2 separate regions of the Homo sapiens genome follow, and region 1 is linked to region 2. The links are chromatin loops, found by intact Hi-C in ENCODE. Cell type or tissue: heart left ventricle. All regions are shown on one strand. Links, peaks and the distances in the headings refer to the core of each region. The heading gives the core; the rest is flanking DNA.

Region 1 (8,000 bases), core at 1-8,000, 110 kb before region 2:
TTCTTTACTCTCCTCTGGTTTTCTCAAAGCCTCAGTTTGTGTGAGTGATGCATGGGAAAGACAACAGGACTTGTTTTCTTTTCTTTCTTTCATTCATTCATTCATTCATTCATGCACTCATTCATTGAGTAATTAAGTGAACAGAGTAAGTTTGTGCCTAGCATTGCTCAAGCTCTGAAGATGCAACGTGAAGATGACCGCCAGGTCCCTGTCCTCAGTGCTCATACTCACAGCCTAGTGTGGGAGACAGACAACAAACAAGCAAAGGAAGCGACTGGAGGCACCACCGAGGGCTGCAACATCAATGAAGTGCAGAGGGCATGATAGGAAAGGGGGGCACTCGTCAGAGAAGGCCTGGTACAGGCTAAACTGTGTCCCCAAAAAACGGTATGTTGAAGTCCTAACCCCTAGTACCTCAGAACGTGACCTGGTTAGGAAATGGGGTCTTTGCAGATGACCTTTGTTAAGATGAGGTCATTCCAGAGCAGGTAGGTCCCTAGTCCACGATGACTGGTGCTCCTATAAAAAGGGGAAATTTAGACACAGACCCGCACAAAGGAGGAACATCGTGAGGAGATGAAGGCAGAGATGAGGGCGGTACTTCTACATTCCCGGGAACGCCAAAGATGGCTGGCAATCCACCCCCAGCAGGGAGAGATGGCTGGAACAGGCCCCGCTGCCTCGGAAGGAGCCCCACTTGGGATCTCAGACTTCTCACCTCCGGAACTGGGAGGGGTGCATTTCTGCTATTTAAGCTGCCCAGTTTGTGGCCCTTTGTGACAGCAGCACTGGCAAATGAATCCAAGGCCTCTCTAAGGAAGGCCTGGGCAAGAAGAAGGCCCAGGAGAGACCTGGGGAAGAATGTTCTGAACTAAGAAGAAGGCAAGTGCAGGGGTCCCGAGCAGAGGAGGCCAGCGTGGGTGCAGGGGACGGGGGACAAAGAGGTGGGGGCACGATTGGAGTCAGTGTCCTCAGAGTGGGGGAAGCTGGCAAAAGGCCATGAGTGAGGGAGTTAGATGCCTCAGTCCCTTTGGAGAGACCGCTGTGGAAGTTAACACAGGTGAGGTGTCAGCACCTTGCCTGGTACAGGCTGTAAGCGCTTCATACATGGCAGTTGCCATTTTTATGGCCTCATGGAACAAGGGACTTAGGTAAGATTTTCAGAAACCATGATGCTTCGAAGACAGCAGCGGGCCAGGGGTCAGGAGCCTGGCACTGACTTGCTGTGGGACCTCGAGCCATCATTTCCCTTGTCTGGAAGCTGGGGGCCTGGGCTTTAATGAGGGCCATAGACCCCCCTAAGGCCTCCTGGTCTGGCTCCAAGAGGTGGTGGTAAGAGAATAAGTGCCCATCCCCAAGTGGGATTCCGACTTCATGTCCCCAGACTCCTCCCTTCCACACCCTGGCTTCCGGCCTGGGATGTTTATTTTTGCTGACAATAAAAAACATATTTCAATGTTTGCTTTATCTCCATGTTCCCCCTAGAATGGCAACTGGCAGCCCCGGCCACAAGTGGCAAAGAATTCTCCAAGTCAAAAAAATTTTCTATGCATCCTTTTTAACAATAAGGAGGGAAACTCTGACTCAAACTCCTACAAAGCCTGCATAGATTATTATTTAAGCCCTGAAGCTGTACTCTTTCTATATTCATTGCTTTCCAATCCGAAGAGAGCATTCCTTGAGGCAGTTTTCCAAACTGGTATTTGATATAATAGTAACAAAGCAGCCGGGTGCAGTGGCTCACGCCTGTCATCCCAGCACTTTAGGAGGCTGGGGCGGGCGGATCACTTGGGGTCAGGAGTTTGCAACCAGCCTGGGCAACACAGTGAAACCCCATCTCTACTAAAAGTGCAAAAATTAGCTGGGCATGGTGGTGCATGCCTGCAATCCCAGCTACTCGGAAGGCTGAGGCAGGAGAATCACTTGAACCCAGGAGGCGGAGGTTGCAGTGAGCCGAGATTACGCCACTGCACTCCAGGCTGGGCGACAGAGCGAGACTCCATCTCAAATAATAATAATAATAATAATAAAGCATTAACAACCTTTTAAACATCACATGAAAAGGGGAAGTTCAGTACTCAAAATCATTTGCAAAGACTCGGTTGCGTCAAGCTAAGCAGCAGCAGAAGCTTTCCTGCAGGACTTCTCAGATACTTTAATATGTTCACTTGCACAGAGATTTGCAGAGAGGAAGAAGCTGACACTGAAACCCTTGCATACTCACTTGGGAGAATTCCAGAGAATGCTGCCAGGTCACAGAAATTTACTGACCCACATCTGACCTGCCCCACCCTCAATGGGAGGAAGTCCCCCAGGGACCACATACACACCATGCTGGGCGGGGCAGCTTGATGCCCTTGAATATCTTCCGATTAGCCTCATCTAGAAGGCACATGTCCACCCAGCTCTGGCTGTGACCCTGGTGAGTTGCTGGGACTCACGAAGGGGCCATCGCACTCTGCAGACTGCAGCGTACTCCACAGCTCTGAGCAGCTGCTCAGGGAATCGGGTGACAAAGGCCAGCACGGATCGGATCGTGCACCCTGCAAAGCCAGCCCTTTTCTCTAGGGGGTGAGCCCTTTAGCAAAGGAGCTGGTGGGCTTCATCTCCCTGGGCAGCAGTTGTGAGCTGCTGAGAAGGCATGGACACAGAGACACCTAGAGAGACTCAGGGTGAAAGCAGATCTGTGCCAATGCCCTGCCAGGGCTTGGGAAAGGTATAAGCATCGGTTTTCCCAGGGTCTACAAATGAAATCAGCACACTCAAATTTGTTGGGTCCCAGTTTTTGCTCAGAGGCCTGTGATTAAGTGTCATTTGTTATTCCTGCAATCCTACAGGTGAGAGTAGGACCGAAGGTCATCTCAGCCAGGCCTAGGGACAGGGTCAAGGGAGGTTTCCTGGGGTGGGTGATGTTAAGATAAACCAACTGTGCATTGGCACAGCAGTGCCTCAGGGACTCTGAGGCAGCAGCCATGTGACCTGTGAGCCTTGTGAAAAGGAGAATAAGAAAAGCTGGATCTGCTGCAATAACTTCCTAACCAGAGAAGGAAGGAGGCTTCCTCAAAGCCCCACAACAGCCAATGCCCCCCAACATTCCCCACCACCTCCTCTGGGCCAGCCCTGCTGAGCACAGACATCAGAACCAGGGTCTAGAGAGGGACCACTGATGAGTAATCAGTCAACAGTGACCACCCAGGAGTGAGGGCCCCAGGACAGGACTGGTAGAGGAACAGTGGGAGCCTTGGGGCTGGGAGGCTCCTGCTGAGAAAACCAAACAGCACTTCATGGAGGAAGCCAGGCCAGACAGGAGGTAAGAGGTACGTGTCTAAGGAAAGGCAGAGAGGAGAAAGAGGCGCTAGAGAGAGACAGACACACACCCACTGGTCCCCAGGGCCTCAGGAACCAGGGAGGGTTTCTCCTGGAAGAGAACGGAGTGTGTGAATGTGCGTGCCTGTGCATGTGGGTGTGTGGTGGGGCACAGGAGGGCTCTCGGGCAGCACAGGGGTAGCTAGGTGGAGAGGTCTAGAGCTAGGGCAGGAATGATGCAGGGGAGGAGACAGAAAGAGAAGCAGGACTGCACAGCAGCTGTGGGACTGGGGACTGAGGATGGGGCAGGGGGCAAGCACAGGACCTCTTCTGGTGAGGGGCAGGGGTGAGGCACCAGCTGGCAGCCTTTTTCCAAACTCAGGAATGGGGGAGAAAGAGTGGGCTCTGATGCTGGGAGCCCCCAGCTCCCTATCCAAAGTGTAGCCCCAAAAGCCGTCTAATACTTCCCCATGGGTCCCTGGTAAGCCCTGCCCCGACACCTTCCTCCCAGGTGCCCTCCCCCACATCCTGCCCCCAGCACACTGAACTGGGAGGTGGCTTCAGCCACACAGCACCTGCAGCAGCCGGGGGTTCCCATGGCAAACCACCCACCCCCAACACTCCCCCACCCCCTGTCGGAGCAGGAAGATGCTCTGGAAAACCTACCCTGACCAGAGGCAAAGTGACTGGGCTCACAAAATGCAAAAAGGCTCCTGAGTCTCTTGATTCTGACCCAGAAAACTCTTCTGGGGGCCCTACAGGCCTCCTCAGAGGGCGACTCCGGCCCCTCTGCCCAGTCTGTGCCTTCACTCCTGTATTTCTGTGCTTTTCCTCTCCAAGAATAGAATGGGGAGGCGGGCTCCACCACAGCTGGCCCCCACTGGGCTGGGAGATCTGTCTGCTCTGCTCCCCACTAGAGGGCAGGCCAGCCTGAGCTGCCTGGGGGCCCCTGGGACCTCCCACATCCTGCATGAAGGTGGGGACTCAGTGAAAGCCTATGGCTAAGTGGGCACATAATGACCCACCAAGCAAGGGAGAAGCAGACACTGAGATGGAAGCGGCAGCTGTGCCCACTGAGGGAGGGTGAAGAAGCCAGTTTAGCAGCGGAGAAGGCTGGCATGGCCCCAGCACACACGGGCAGTGGGCAGTGGGCAGTGCCAGTGCCCAGGGGCTATGCCCTGTGTGGGCCTGCACCACAGGGCCGAGGATTCAGTGGTTCCCTCCAACCTGAGGTCCTGGCCCTCCCATCACCTATGGGGCCTGGCAGGCCTTCCCTTCTCCAGCCCCACCCCAGGTAGCACTGACGGGCCTGGCCTCTGGGCACCTGCACCTACAAAGCAAGTCCTACAGGGTGAACACACCTCCTTCTTTTGGGTCCTGCCTCTTCTCCGCTAGGTTCTAGGGGCTTCAGGACAACAGCCTGCTGTCCTCTGCCCACCACCCCCTCTGAAACACACAGATGAGCTCACCTGAGCTCTCAGCTCACTAGGATGCTGATCTGTGGGACCTTGGTCACATTACGTTGCAGACATTCATTCAACAAATAGAGACCAGGCACTCGCTGTGGACTTCATGCTGCACCAGGGCAGCAGGGATGGCCTCAAGGGCAGACATGGTTGGCAGTTGGGCCAGTGAGGCAAAATAAAATGGAGGCTCTTCCAGAATGACCCAAAAGAGTGCAGTGAGCACACAAAGGCAGGCACAGGTATTCACGCTGGGCAGTCAAAAGCCGACTCAAAGGAGATGGCAGGTAAGCTGAGCCTTGAAGGACAGTGGAATGCCTCCCTCATCTCCCATGGGTGTGTATATCTGCACATGTACACCAGAGAGCCCCAAATCACCAGTGCAGACTGATGTGCTATGGAAATTCTGCACTGAGAAGCCAAGGGGAATGGGAGGTCAACAAATGGCCAAAGAGGCCATGCTGCCTAGGAAACAGGACGGGAGGGAGGGAGGGAGGGGGCTCAGGCCGCAGAAACCTGTCTGGCTGCTGTGACACTGGTGAGTGGGAGGCAGTGGTCTACCAGGCACTGCATGAGGCCCAGAATGGGAACAACCATGGCTGTCCAGGGCCTGGTGCCCGACAGCACCGTGAACAGCTGCCTCACCCTCCTGGGTACCAGGAGGTGGCAGAGGCAGGTTTCAACCCACCCAGGTCGGTCTGGACCAGAGCCTCCTGCTTCAGTTACTGGGCCTGTCACCTCCCACCAGAAACCAGCTGGGCCCAGGGCCTAGCCAGGAGACCAGAGAGGTCCAAGGCCTGGGCTAAGGGTGGCAGGCCCAGGTGGATGTATGTGGTGCCAAGTGGCTGCCTCTTCCCAGCCTGACTCCGGCACGTGATGACTAATTTGAATTGTTCTAATTCCTGAGGAGCATCCTCAGAGTTTGGAAACAGGTGGGAGGAGCACTCGCCAAGCCCAAGGCCACCCTTTCCAAGAAAGGGCTACGAAAGCAATGGTGGCGTCAGTGAGACCTGCCCCTCCCCAGGAGCCCAAGGTCCCAGGAGCCCAAGGTCGGTAACTTCAAGAGCTGCGGGGAGCAGAGGCCACAACCGGAGGGACACTGTCCCCGTCCTACTGGGAAGGGCCGCTCCTATAGCAACCAGCCCTGCCCCAGGAGGTCCACATGGTGCAGTGGACTGCAATGTCTAAAGGGCATCCGGTTGAGGCCACAAGGTCATGCTCTGTGACAGCGTGAGAAGAACTGCAAACATCTCACTGAGGTTTAAGATAAACCAAAGATGCTGAGAGAACAAATGTGACAGGCTCCTCAGTATTCACGGCTGCTTTCCCGCACGTCAGACACAGCCAACAATGACAAACACGTGACCTCCTCCGAGAGGCTGGTGGGAGCACGTGCCCCATTTGACCCCCACGGCTCTTGCTGTTTGCTGGTGGCAGCCTCTCCACACCCCCTAACCCCCAGCCACTCTCCCCGGCGTTCTGTGGCCCACACCCCTCATGACTCACCAGGCTCAGCACCCCAGGGGCCGGGTGAGGGCTCTCCCCCAGGAACACTGCCCCTATTCTCTGGGCTCTGGGATCGTTACCAACAACCCGCACCGCATTCTCTCCCACTCATCTCAATACCGCAGGGGAGGATGCAGCCCCCAGAACTTGGAAATGCCAAGAAAAATCCCCCCAGAGCAGAGCAGAGAAGGGCTGAGAGATGCTGACAGCTGCCAAAAAGGGACCTACCTGCTGTCAAGGGGTGGAAGCCCCAAACCTCAGTGCTTGTGACTGTCAGAGAGCTGGGAAAGCCACGGAACACACAGAGCCTCCCGGCTCGGCGACAATGCCCTGGCTGTTCCCCCGGCCCCCACCCCCTAACAATGCTCCTTTTTTCTTGGGCACTGACCCTCACTTATCAGGGCTCTGTCCTCAGAAGAGCCTGCAGGCCCAGGCAGCTGGACCAGGGAGGCCCTGGAAGGCTGTTCCCCTGCTCCCTGGGTGGCTCCTGCTCTGAGCCAGGCCAGTCCCAATCCCTGGGGCCTACACAGGAAGCCCCGGAACCACAGCAATTCTCCCTGCCAACCCTCTGACCCCGGGACAATGGCATCTCCATGCCCCTTGCATGGTCAACAGGGCAGTGTTGATAGGAAAAGAGGAGACCAGCATTTCTCAGCCTAGGACGTCAGATCCTGCCTGCATTTCACCATGGGTGTGTGTGGGTGTGTGTCTGCCTTTCTTTCAAACAGATGGTCAAGGTCAAACTCACTGAAAATTCAAAATTTGGTAAGAGTTATTAAAGGTATTTCAAGGAATGTGACGGTTGGGTTTCACTGCTGGAATAAACAGCAGCCACTGGCTGAAGGCGCAGGTAAGCTTCAGGATGTAGCCCCAGGCCCCAGCCACCTAGATGCACCTTACATGCTCACCTGAGCAGCCACCTGCAAGGCTGGCTCCCACTTCACAACGGGAGTCCAAGGCCAGGCCCAGGACTCAAGAACTCCTACTGGCGAGCCCGGGGCTGAGATTCAAACTCAGCTTCCTGACAAGGTGTGGTCCGGATGTTAAAGACAAGGAAGACAGAAGAGTGCCACCTGGGGCTCTAGGAACCCTTAACATGACCCAGCTGCCTCCTGCAGTGGAGATGGTGAGACTCAGGCAGAATAAAGATACCAGCTGTGTCTATAAAGTAATACAGCTTTTCAAAAAAACTGTCTTTTTTCTCTGATCAAATTAATGTCCATTGTAAGAGATGTTTATATCTCCAGTTATTTACTCAGGGATCGAAAAATTTTAACTTAATCTCAGAGATAGCCTGTAACATTTGTATTACATAACGTACTCCTCCAAGTTTTTAATATTTATCTTTGCTAAAACTGAAATTATACTACACAAACATCTGGATCCTACTTTTTAATTAACAAACTATAAGGAATATATTCCTGTGACATGACATATTCTTTTTTTTTTTTTGAGATGGAGCCTTGCTCTGTTGCCCAGGCTAGAGTGCAATGGCACAGTCTCAGCTCACTGCAACCTCTGCCTCCCAGGTTCAGCCTCCCAAGTAGCTGGGACTACAGGTGTGAGCAATCACACCCAGCTAACTTTTGTATTTTTTGTAGAGACGTGGTTTTGCCGTGTCAGCCAGGCTGGTCTCAAACTCCTGACCTCACGTGATCTGCCCACCTCAGCCTCCCAAAGTACTGGGATTATAGGTGTGAGCCACCACGTCCAGCCAACATTGCA
Region 2 (10,427 bases), core at 1-8,000:
ATCCAGGCAGGCCTGGCCCCAGCAGGGTTGGTGGAATAGATCACAGCAGCTTCCTCCATGTCGTGCCTAGGAAAGCCCGCAAAGGATTTTTAAGGTCTAGTGGGAAGAGGAGGGAAAGGCATCTTGGTCTTTTGTGTGTGTGTATGTGGAGGGGGCATAGGTTATATGCAAATAGCATCTTCATGTTGGAAAGCCTGGCTTGAAGCTTCTGGACAACTTTCCTGACATGCCTCTACTCACCCCAGCACTCTCTCCACCATGGCCCCCCATTCTGTATCCATACCCCTGGCTTACAGAAAGTTCTTCCTCCCTTTGTGCCTAGCCTTCGATTCCCTCAGGGTGGCATCAGATCTTTTTATCTTCTAACCTAAGACGGAGGCCGCCCTGAGGAGTGTTAACATTGCCCTCCATCCCTGTCTCTGGCTGTTGTTCAGGAGTGCCGGGTCATGTCAGGACACGTGGAAAACCGGCGAACTTTCCTCCCTTGGAAGGTCCTTCTCACCCACCCACCCGCTGGTCCTCTCTCTTCAGGCCGGAACAGTCCCCTGTCCCTCCAGTGGAAGCCCCTCCCCCATGTGGATGTTGTCCTCAGGGCCTTCTCCAGGACATCCTGGGCATGCCTGGCCCCCTGGCTGGCTCAGAGCAGAGCTGAATTCCCTCCTGAGGAGGTATACAGCAGTCCATGCAGCCTTGGGTCCAGTTTGTCTTTTTGGCTGGTTCTTCCTTTTTTTTTTTTTTTTTTGAGACAGAGTCTTGCTCTGTCACCCAGGCTAGAGTGCAGTGGCACAATCTCAGCTCACTGCAACCTCCACCTCCTGGGTTAAAGAGATCCTCCCACCTCAGCCTCCTGAGAAGTTGGGATTACAGGCATGCACCACCATGCCCCGTTAATTTTTGTATTTTTAGTAGAGATGGGGCTTCACCATGTTGGCCAGGCTGGTCTCAAACTCCTGACCTCAGGTGATCCACCCGCCTTGGCCTCCCAAAGTGCTGGAATTACAGGCGTGAGCCACTGTGCCCAGCCTTGGCCGGTTCTTCCTTATTCACTTGGTCGATGAGGAAGCTAGGAAGCTGAGGTTAAGGGGCCGCCCGAAGTCACACAGCCAGCCAGTGGCCGACTTAATACCTTGAACCCAGGTCTTCTGGCTCCTAGACTAGACTTCTCTCGACTGTAACACACTGATCTGCCTAAAGTGCGTCCAGAGGGGTATATAGCCCGGTGGTTCTGCGCATGGACAGCGAGGGCCTGGTATTCAAAACCCAGGCCTTGCGCTCAGTGGGTGTGACATTGATAAAGTTGCCCAGCCTCTCTATTGAGCCTCAGTTTCCTTATTTGTCAAGTGAGGATAATGACAGTGCCTAACCGAAGGGAGTTCCTGGAGGATCAAATGAGAGGACGCTTATGCAGTACTGGTGCAGTGCCTGGCTGGCAGGAACCATTGTCAGAGTAAAATCGAACCAATGTGAGCCCAGGCACGGTGGCTCACACCTGTACTCTCAGCACTTTGGGAGTCTGAGGCGGGCAGATCACTTGAGGTCAGGAGTTTGAGGCCAACCTCGCCAACATGGTAAACACCCTGTCTCTGCTAAAAATACAAAAATTAGCCAGGCATGGTGGTGCACACCTGTAATCCCAGCTACCTGAGAGGCTGAGGAAGGAGAATTGCTTGAACCTGGGAGGTGGAGGTTGCAGTGAGCCGAGATCATGGTGGGACAACAGAGTGAGACTCCATCTCAAAAAAACAAAATAAAACAAAAACACAATGTGAGCAAAGAAAGAGATTCAAAAATCTCTATGTTGTCCAAAATTGGGAGTTGGATTTAAAAGTGACTGAAGGTAGGTCACTTTGAGTAATCTCAGCTACTCAGGAGGCTGAGGCAGGAGAATCACTTGAACCCAGGAGGCAGAGGTTGCAGTGAGCCGAGATCGCACCATTGCACTCCAGCCTGGGCGACAGAGCAAGACTCCATCTCAAAAAAGAAAAAGAACTGATTCCGAACACTCTTTAACGTAGAGTTCTAAGGATGGAAACTAGGGAGGGCTTGGATACCACTCATTTATCCACTCCCCCTTGGCGAGCCCAGTCATTGCCAGGCACTGTTGTTGGCATTGGGGGTACACCAGCGGAAGAAACAAAACCTTGGCCAGGCACAGTGGCTCACGCCTGTAATCCTGAGACTTTGGGAGGCCGAGGCAGGAGGGTCACTGGGGCCCGGGAGTTCAAGACCAACCTGGGAACATAGTAAGACCCTGTTTCTAAAATATATATATACATATGTGCTTCTACGTCGCCCCGCCCCTGAGCCGGCCGCCCAGCCCCTGGTGTGGTGCCTGGCGAGGGGAATGTCCCAGGTGGAGCTGGCGGAGTCACAAGCTCTACTCCACCCGACGAGGCTGTGTGTGCTGGGCCTGGCTCGCAGCCAACCGAGACGGCCGAGCAGCTGGACGAGGCCGTGAAGTACTACACCCTAGAGGAGATTCAGAAGCACAACGACAGCAAGAGCACCTGACTGATTCTGCACCACAAGTGTACTATTTGACCAAATTTCTGGAAGAGCATTCTGGTGGGGAAGAAGTCTTAAGGGAACAAGCTGGAGGTGACGCTACTGAGAATTTTGAGGATGTCGGGCATCTTTGAGATGCCATGGAATTGTCCAAAACATATATCATTCAGGAGCCCCATCCAGACGACAGACCAAAGTTAAACAAGCTTCGGAAACTCTTATCACTGCTGTTGATTCTAGCTCCAGTTGGTGGACCAACTGAGTGATCCCTGCCATGTCAGCAGTGGCCGTCGCCTATCAAGGCACACATGGCAGAAGGCTGAACCTCCTCAGAAGCCAGTGCAGGAAAATCCTGCTTTAGACACAGGCAAAAAGAAGCCAATGCTAATTACTCCAACTGACAGAAAACTTCTCTTGAAAAAAATAATTTTAACATATCTCTTTTTCTTTCTGCCTACATTAGAAATAAAACAAAAAGAACTGTCTTTTCTGCTCTCGGATTTTTCGAGTGTGCCTTTTATTCATCTACTTTATTTTGATGTTTCTTTACTACGTAATTTACTGATTGTAAGCATGATCTTTTACAAATATATCCGGCTTTTAAAATACAAAAATATAGGCTGGGCGCCGTGGCTCATGCCTATAATCCCAGCACTTTGGGAGGCTGAAGGGGTTGGATCACAAGGTCAGGAGTTCGAAACCAACCTGGCCAATATGGTGAAACCCCGTGTCCACTAAAAACACAAAAAGAAATTAGCCTAGCGTGGTGACACATGCCTGTAATCCCAGCTACTTGGGAGGCTGAGGCAGAAGAATCGCTTGAACCCGGGAGTCAGAGGTTGCAGTGAGCCGAGATGGCACCACTGCACTCCAGCCTGGGTGACAAGCAAGACTCCGTCTCACCAAAAAAAAAAAAAAAAGTATATGTATATATATATATATACACACACACACACACACACACACAAATATATAAACACACATACACACATACACACACACATCATTTTTAAACAGAAAGAAACAAAGCCTTGCCCTCCTGCAGCCCACACTCTAGTCGTGGAAACAAGCCATACACAAACAAAAAATGCAGACTGCAATCTCACGTGGTCAGTGATGGGTGAGGAGAAACAGAATAAAACGAGGGCCTAGATATGGTTCTCGCCCAGGGTGGCAGCGCCGCCTAGTGTACATTTTTTAAATTTCTATAGGTTTTTTTCTAGTTGTCCCATTGACTGGGGGCACAGCAGGCACTCAGCTGGCTGGAGTCAGACAAGCCAGACATGCTGCGATGCACAAGATAGTTGGAGAGGTGAGGAGATGAAAACTGATCTCCTCACGTGACTTTAGAATGTCTCAGCAGACATCCATGCATGTGAAAATTCTGTTTGTAAGTATTTGAGCCTAGAACCTCACTTGGTTTTTGTTTTTTTGGTTTTTTGGTTTTTTTTGAGACAGTCTCGCTGTCTCCCAGACTGGAGTGCAGTGGCGCGATCTCGGCTCACTGCAAGCTCCGCCTCCCTGGTTCACGCCATTCTCCTGCCTCAGCCTCCCGGGTAGCTGGGACTACAGGCGCCCGCCACCACGCCTGGCTACTTTTTTGTATTTTTAGTAGAGACGGGGTTTCACCATGCTAGCCAGGATGGTCTCGATTTCCTGACCTCATGATCCACCCACCCTGGCCTCCCAAAGTGCTGGGATTACAGGCGTGAGCCACCGCGCCCTGCCCCTCACTTGGTTTTATAATCAAGCACGAAGTATTTTGTACACAGATTTATCACTCAGTGAATTTCCAGGAATTCAAGAACTTTGTATATGGAGGGAAGGCTGTACTTCGTTTTGTTTGGGACTCCACCGAGAGTTTTTTATTGTTTTAGGAAATCACGTCTCTGCCGATTTCAAGTCAACATCTCACAATCTCTATCAGTCTACGCATATTTGCAGATAGCCACCAGGGCATTCATTTACTGAAGTTATGTATTCAATTATTAAAAGTTAATTTCCGCCAGGCGCAGTGGCTCATGTCTGTAATCCCAGCACTTCGGGAGGCCAAGGCGGGCAGATTGCCTGAGGTCAGGAGTTTGAGAACAGCCTGGCCAACATGGCGAAACCCTGTCTCTACTAAAAATACAAAACTTAGCCGGGTGTAGTGGCGCATGCCTGTAATTCCAGCTATTCAGGAGGCTGAGGCAGAATTGCTTGAACCTGGGAGGCAGAGGTTGCAGTGAGCTGAAATCATGCCACTGCACTCCAGCCTGGACAACAGAGTGAGATTCCATCTCAAAAAAAAAAAAAAAAAGTTAATTTCCTGACTGGGCTCAGTGGCTCATGCCTGTAATCCCAGCACTTTGGGAGGCCGAGGCAGGTGGATCACCTGAGGTCAGGCGTTGGAGACCAGCCTGACCAATATGGTGAAACCCCATCTCTACTAAAAATACAAAAATTAGCTGGGCGTGGTGGCATGTGTCTGTAGTCCCAGCTATTCGGGAGGCTGAGACAGGAGAATTGCTTGAACCGGGGAGGTGGAAGTTGCAGTGAGCTGAGATCATGCCACTGCACTCCAGCCTGCGCAACAGAGCAAGACTCTGTCTCAAATAAATAAATAAATAAAATTTTAAAACTTAATTTCCTTTTCTTTCTTCCATAAATTACACTACATCCTATTGATTTTTTAAAGTGTATGCTTAGGTAGATTTTATTGCCTGTGAATTTATTTCATGCTTTTAAAGGGGAGGGCACATTACTATGTGTTATAAAAAGGGCGTATTTGATCTCACCGGTGGTGGGCTGAGAACCAGGGGAGTGGAAAGGGGTCGAGCAGGTCAGAGGTCAGGGCAGATGTGCCAATGAGCAGAGGCAAATGGAGGAAGGCATGAGCCATGAGCATGTCTGGGAAAGGCTTCTGGAAAAAGGGAACAGTGAGTGTCAGCTCATCTCCTGCAGGGAAAGAGGGAAGCACCATAAGGCCTTGTCAACTGTGGCCAGACCAGGAACTCTCTTCCCATCTCCTTGGTCAGTGCTGAGGATTCAGTGTTGAACTAGCAGGACAGGTGTGTCCCAGGGTCAGGACCAAGCAGGGAGAAACATCATCTGATTTCCTTTTTTTGAAACAGAGTCTCGCTCTGTCGCCCTGGCTGGAGTGCCGTGGCGCAATCACAGCTCACTGCAGCCTCGATCTCCTGGGTTCAAGCAATTCTCCCACCTCAGCCTCCTGAGTAGCTGGAATCACAGGCAGTTGTCACCATGCCTGGCTAATTTTATTTTTTTGGCAAAGATGAAGTCTCGCTGTGCTGCCCAGGTAGATCTCAAACTCCCGGGCTCAACCGATCCTCCCACCTTGGCCTCCCAAAGTGCTGGAATTACAGGTGTGAGCCACCATACCCGGCCCTTGATTTCCTTTTTTGTTTATTTTTTTATTTTTTGAGACAGAGTTTTGCTCTTGCCCAGGCTGGAGTACAATGGCGCCATCTGGGCTCACCGCAACCTCCACCTCCTGGGTTCATGCAATTCTTCTGCCTCAGCCTCTGGAGGAGCTGGGATGATGCCTGGATACCTTTTTGTATTTTTAGTAGAGACCGGGTTTCACCATGTTGGCCAGGCTGGTCTCAAACTCCTGACCTTGGGTGATCCACCCACCTTGGCCTCCCAAAGTGCTGGGATTACAGGTGTGAGCCACTACACCCGGCCCATTTCTTTTTTTTTTTTTTCTTTTTTGTGACAGAGTCTTGCTGTGTTGCTCAGGCTGGAGTGCAGTGGCACAATCTCAGCTCACCACAACCTCTGCCTCCCGGGTTCAAGCGATTCTCCTGCCTCAGCCTCCTGAGTAGCTGGGACTACAGGTGTGCACCACCATACCCAGCTAATTTTTATATTTTTAGTAGACACGGAGTTTCACTATGTTGGCCAGGCTGGTCTTGAACTCCTGACCTGGTGATCCACCTGCCTCGGCCTCCCAAAGTCCTGGGATTACAGGTGTGAGCCACTGAGCCTGGACCAATTTCCTTTTTTTCTTTTTAAAAAACAAAACAAAACAAAAAAACCTCACCACAGCTGCCTGATGGAGAATGCCTGGGAGATTACTGCAGGAGTCCAGCCATATTGTGACTTAGATCAGGGCAGAAGAGACGGTTGGATTTGTGATATATTTTCAAGGTCAGACCCACAGAATTTGCTGACAGAAGTGTGATTAAAAAAAAAAAATGCATGGTGGCACATACCTATAGTCCCAGCTACTTGAAAGACTGAGGCAGGAGGATGGCCTGAGCCCAGGACCTTGAGACTAGCTTGGACAACACAGTAAGACCCCCATCTCTTTAAAAAATAATTAAATTTAATAAGACTCCATCTCTTTAAAAAATAATTAAATTTAGTAAGACCCCCATCTCTTTAAAAAATAATTAAATTTGGTAAGACCCTCATCTCTTTAAAAAAAAATTAAATTTTAAAGTTAAAAAAAATTTTTAAAAAAATACTGCAGTCAAGCACCTACCCCTCCAGGAAAAGATGGTAGAGGGAGACAGCTGGCTAACCCACAGGGGATATTCAGGTTTCCAGTTAGAAGGTTATATTGAGAAAGGTTTCACATTTTGAAAACACAACAGATCTCTAAAAACACAAAAGATGAAAGGTTTTTTGAAAACTTACTAGTATATTTTTAAGTTGGGAGGTAGGTTTGAGGGGCAGGGGAACTGTTGTTATTGTTATGTTTTTTGAATTACATATATGTGACATATTTTCTCTTGTATGTGTTAAATATTACATAATAATACCTTTTGAAAAAGCTTGGCACTGACATCATTTGTGAACCTGGGGCTTTATTTCCTGGACAAAGCCAGAACTAGCCAGAGCATGGGCAGCCTCAGACAGGCAGCGGGAGGTCAAAGGAGCACCGCAGTGGGGAACAGGGCAGTAGCGCTGGACTTGGAGAATTCCCAAATTAATGTTTGCCCTGTGACCTCGGGCAGGTTCCTCCACTTCTCTAGACTCAGTATCCTCATCTAGAAAACAGGGACAATAATAGTGCCTCCTCCTACTAGTGCTGTGAGGACTCAGAAGAGGTAACAGGCCGGGCACGGTGGCTTACACCTGGAATCCCAGCAATTTGGGAGGCAGAGGCAGGAGGATTGGTTGAGCCCAGGAGTTCGAGACCAGCCTGGACAACATGGCAAAACCCTATCTCTTCTAAAAATATTAAAATTAGCTGGGCATGGTGGTACGTGCCTGTAGTCCCAGCTACTCGGGAGGCTGAGGCGGGAGAATCCCTTGAACGCAGGAGTTCAAGGCTGTGGGATTACACCATTGCACTCCAGCCTGAGCGACATAGTGAGACCTTGTCTCTATGTTAAATAAACAAAATTAGCCAGGCATGGTGGTGCACACCTGTGGTATCAACTACTAGAGGGGCTAAAGGGGGAGGATCACTTGAGCCCAGGGATTCAAGACTAGCCTGAGTAACATGGTGAAACTCCGTCTCCACAAAAAATACAAAAATTAATCAGGTGTGGTGGCACACACCTGTGGTCCCAGCCACTTGGGAGGCTGGGGTGGGGGAATCACTTGAGCCTGAGTGGCTGAGGCTGCAATGAACCATGATCATGCCACTGCACTCCAGCCTGGGTGACAGAGTGAGACCCTGTCTCAAAAAAAAAAAAAAAAGAGAGATCATATACACAAAACCTCTCACACAATGCCTGGCACATCGAGTCATGCTAACACAAGGTGATAGACGTTGCTTTAGTCATTGCAGTGGTACTTGAGGATAGAGTTAAAAGAAGGGGGTTGCCAGGCACGGTGGCTCAAACCTGTAATCCCAACACTTTGGGAGGCTGAGGCGGGTGGATCACCTGAGGTCAGGAGTTCGAGACCTTCCTGGCCAACATGGTGAAACTCCGTCTCTACTAAAAAGACAAAAATTAGCCAGGCATGGTGGGGGTGCCTGTAGTCCCAGCTACTCTGGAGGCTGAGGCAGGAGAATCACTTGAACCCAGGAGGCAGAGGTTGCAGTGAGCTGAGATCATGCCATTGCACTCCAGCCTGGGCGACAAGAGCAAGACTCTGTCTCAAACAAAACAAAACAAAAAGAAGGGGGTTGGTTGGTTGCTCTCGAAGAGCAGCTACCTTAGCATCAGGCACCCTAGAAGCGGTTGGACGCCCACCCTGGGGGTGTTGGAGAAGCTTCAGGTTTCGTACCTTCAGCCTTCTTCAAAGGTGTACGGCAGTTCAGCCCCTTCCATTACCTTCTTTCTACAGGCAGGACACAAATTCAATATTCCATCCTCCCCGAGGCCCCATGTTTTCTCCAGGAGGTCGGTTCATGTTGCACCTATAAGCAGGCTAAATGGGAAGCCATATTGTAAGGAGGAGGCTATTTGATGGGCAAGGGGAGCAGAGGGGTTGAGACTATTTCATTTAAAAATTGTTTGAGACAGCGTCCCGCTCTGTGACCCAGACTGGAGTGCAGTGGCGCGATTATGGCTTATGCACCCTCGACCTCCCAGTCTCAAGTGATCCTCCCACCTCAGCCTCCTGAGTAGCTGGGACCACAGGTACATGCTATCAGGCCCAGCTAATTTTTTTATTTTTTGTAGAGATGGGTCTCACTTTGTTGCCCAGGCTGGTCTCAAATTCCTGGGCTCAAGCGATCCTTCCGCCTAGGCCTTCCACAGTGCTGGGATTATAGGCGTGAACCATGGTGCCCGGCCAGATTGATACTATTTTAACTTGCGACTTTGGTCTCTTTCCCTTTCCCCTGGTCACGTCTGAGGACTCGGCCAGCTTATCTGGGGAGTCAGGCAGGAGGAAGAGACCTGTGTGGGCAGAGGATGGGTTCATACAGGGGACTGAGCAAACATGGTCCTCAAATTCTTCTGCAGCCTCAAACTCCTGGGCTCAAGAGATCCTCCCACCTCAGCCTCCCAAGTAGCTGGTACTACAGGCGTGTGCCACCATGCCTGGCAATAAAGTATGTTTTGACGGGCGAGAAAACTAAATCTCAGAAAGACAAAGTGACTTGCTCACAGTTATAAGCCATAAGGGATGGAGCAAGAATGGGAACCTAGATCTCTGAGACCCCAAAGTACAGGTTCTTCCCCTGGTACCATATTTGAGGTGCTCCTCTTCCTTCGCCCAAGGCACTTCCCCACACCCTGAGCCCCCTCATCCCACGGATGCTGGGAATATACTGGCCATGGTGACTCCTCCTCCCCCACTTCTGCGTGTGCCAGGCCTATCTTTGGTTGGAATCTTCGTCCCTTACCAATGCTAATGCCATCCTCAATGGCACCTTTGTGCTTAGACAGCTGGGCTGTGGCTGTAGCTACACTGTGATCTCTTTTTTTTTTTTTTTTTTTTTTGAGACAGAGTCTCGTTCTATCACCCAGGCTGGAGTCCAGTGGCGTGATCTCGGCTCACCGCAACCTCCACCTCCTGGGTTCAAGCAATTCTCCTGCCTCAGCCTCCTGAGTAGCTGGGATTACAGGCATGCACCACCATGCTCAGCTAATTTTTGTATTTTTAGTAGAGATGATGGGGTTTCACCATGTTGGCCAGGCTGGTCTCGAACTCCTGACCTCAAGTGATCCGCCCACCTCGGCCCCCGAAAGTGCTGGGATTACAGGCGTGAACCACTGCGCCCGGCCACCATGAGCTCATGATTAGAAATTAGATGTTGGTACACACCTCAATCACACCTCAGTCATCCTTGTACTCATAACTAACACAATAATAGGTGCTTCCCCTGAGAAGCTCCAGTGTAGTAAAGGACTTGAAAATCAACATAAATTTGAAAATGCTAAATCCTGAGATAGAAGCATGCTTGGGGTAGAGTGGGACACACAGGATGCAGGAAAGACTTCTGAGTAAAGAAGATATTTGGTCCATGAATATCTTGAAACAACATGCATATGATTTTGTGTCTGTGTGTT

What was found. Hi-C counts contacts between places; a loop is a spot of excess contacts. Peaks named below come from ENCODE experiments on the same cell type or tissue, not always from the same donor. Only the 100,000 strongest peaks of a DNase experiment are listed, where the experiment ranks them.
Region 1: it touches region 2 in a loop (2.2-fold over the local background); 10 of 110 quality-filtered maps call a loop at or near these places.

What each region holds. Positions count from the first base shown.
Region 1 is chr14:93,030,344-93,038,343 of GRCh38, forward strand. The region is part of intron 3 of ITPK1 (inositol-tetrakisphosphate 1-kinase); the gene reads right to left. Among named protein-coding and RNA genes, the nearest start is that of ITPK1-AS1, 33 kb to the right of the region's middle. RefSeq lists an enhancer at 4,072-4,767. In heart left ventricle, for the core only: a CTCF peak has its summit at 4,216 (motif pointing right); no DNase peak of the experiment used is centred there; H3K27ac peaks cover 2,335 bases.
Region 2 is chr14:93,135,665-93,146,091 of GRCh38, forward strand. It overlaps the pseudogene CYB5AP3. Among named protein-coding and RNA genes, the nearest start is that of ITPK1, 25 kb to the left of the region's middle. RefSeq lists an enhancer at 2,400-2,899. In heart left ventricle, for the core only: CTCF peaks have their summits at 2,488 and 3,696 (motif pointing left); DNase peaks (open chromatin) are centred at 2,397 and 3,672.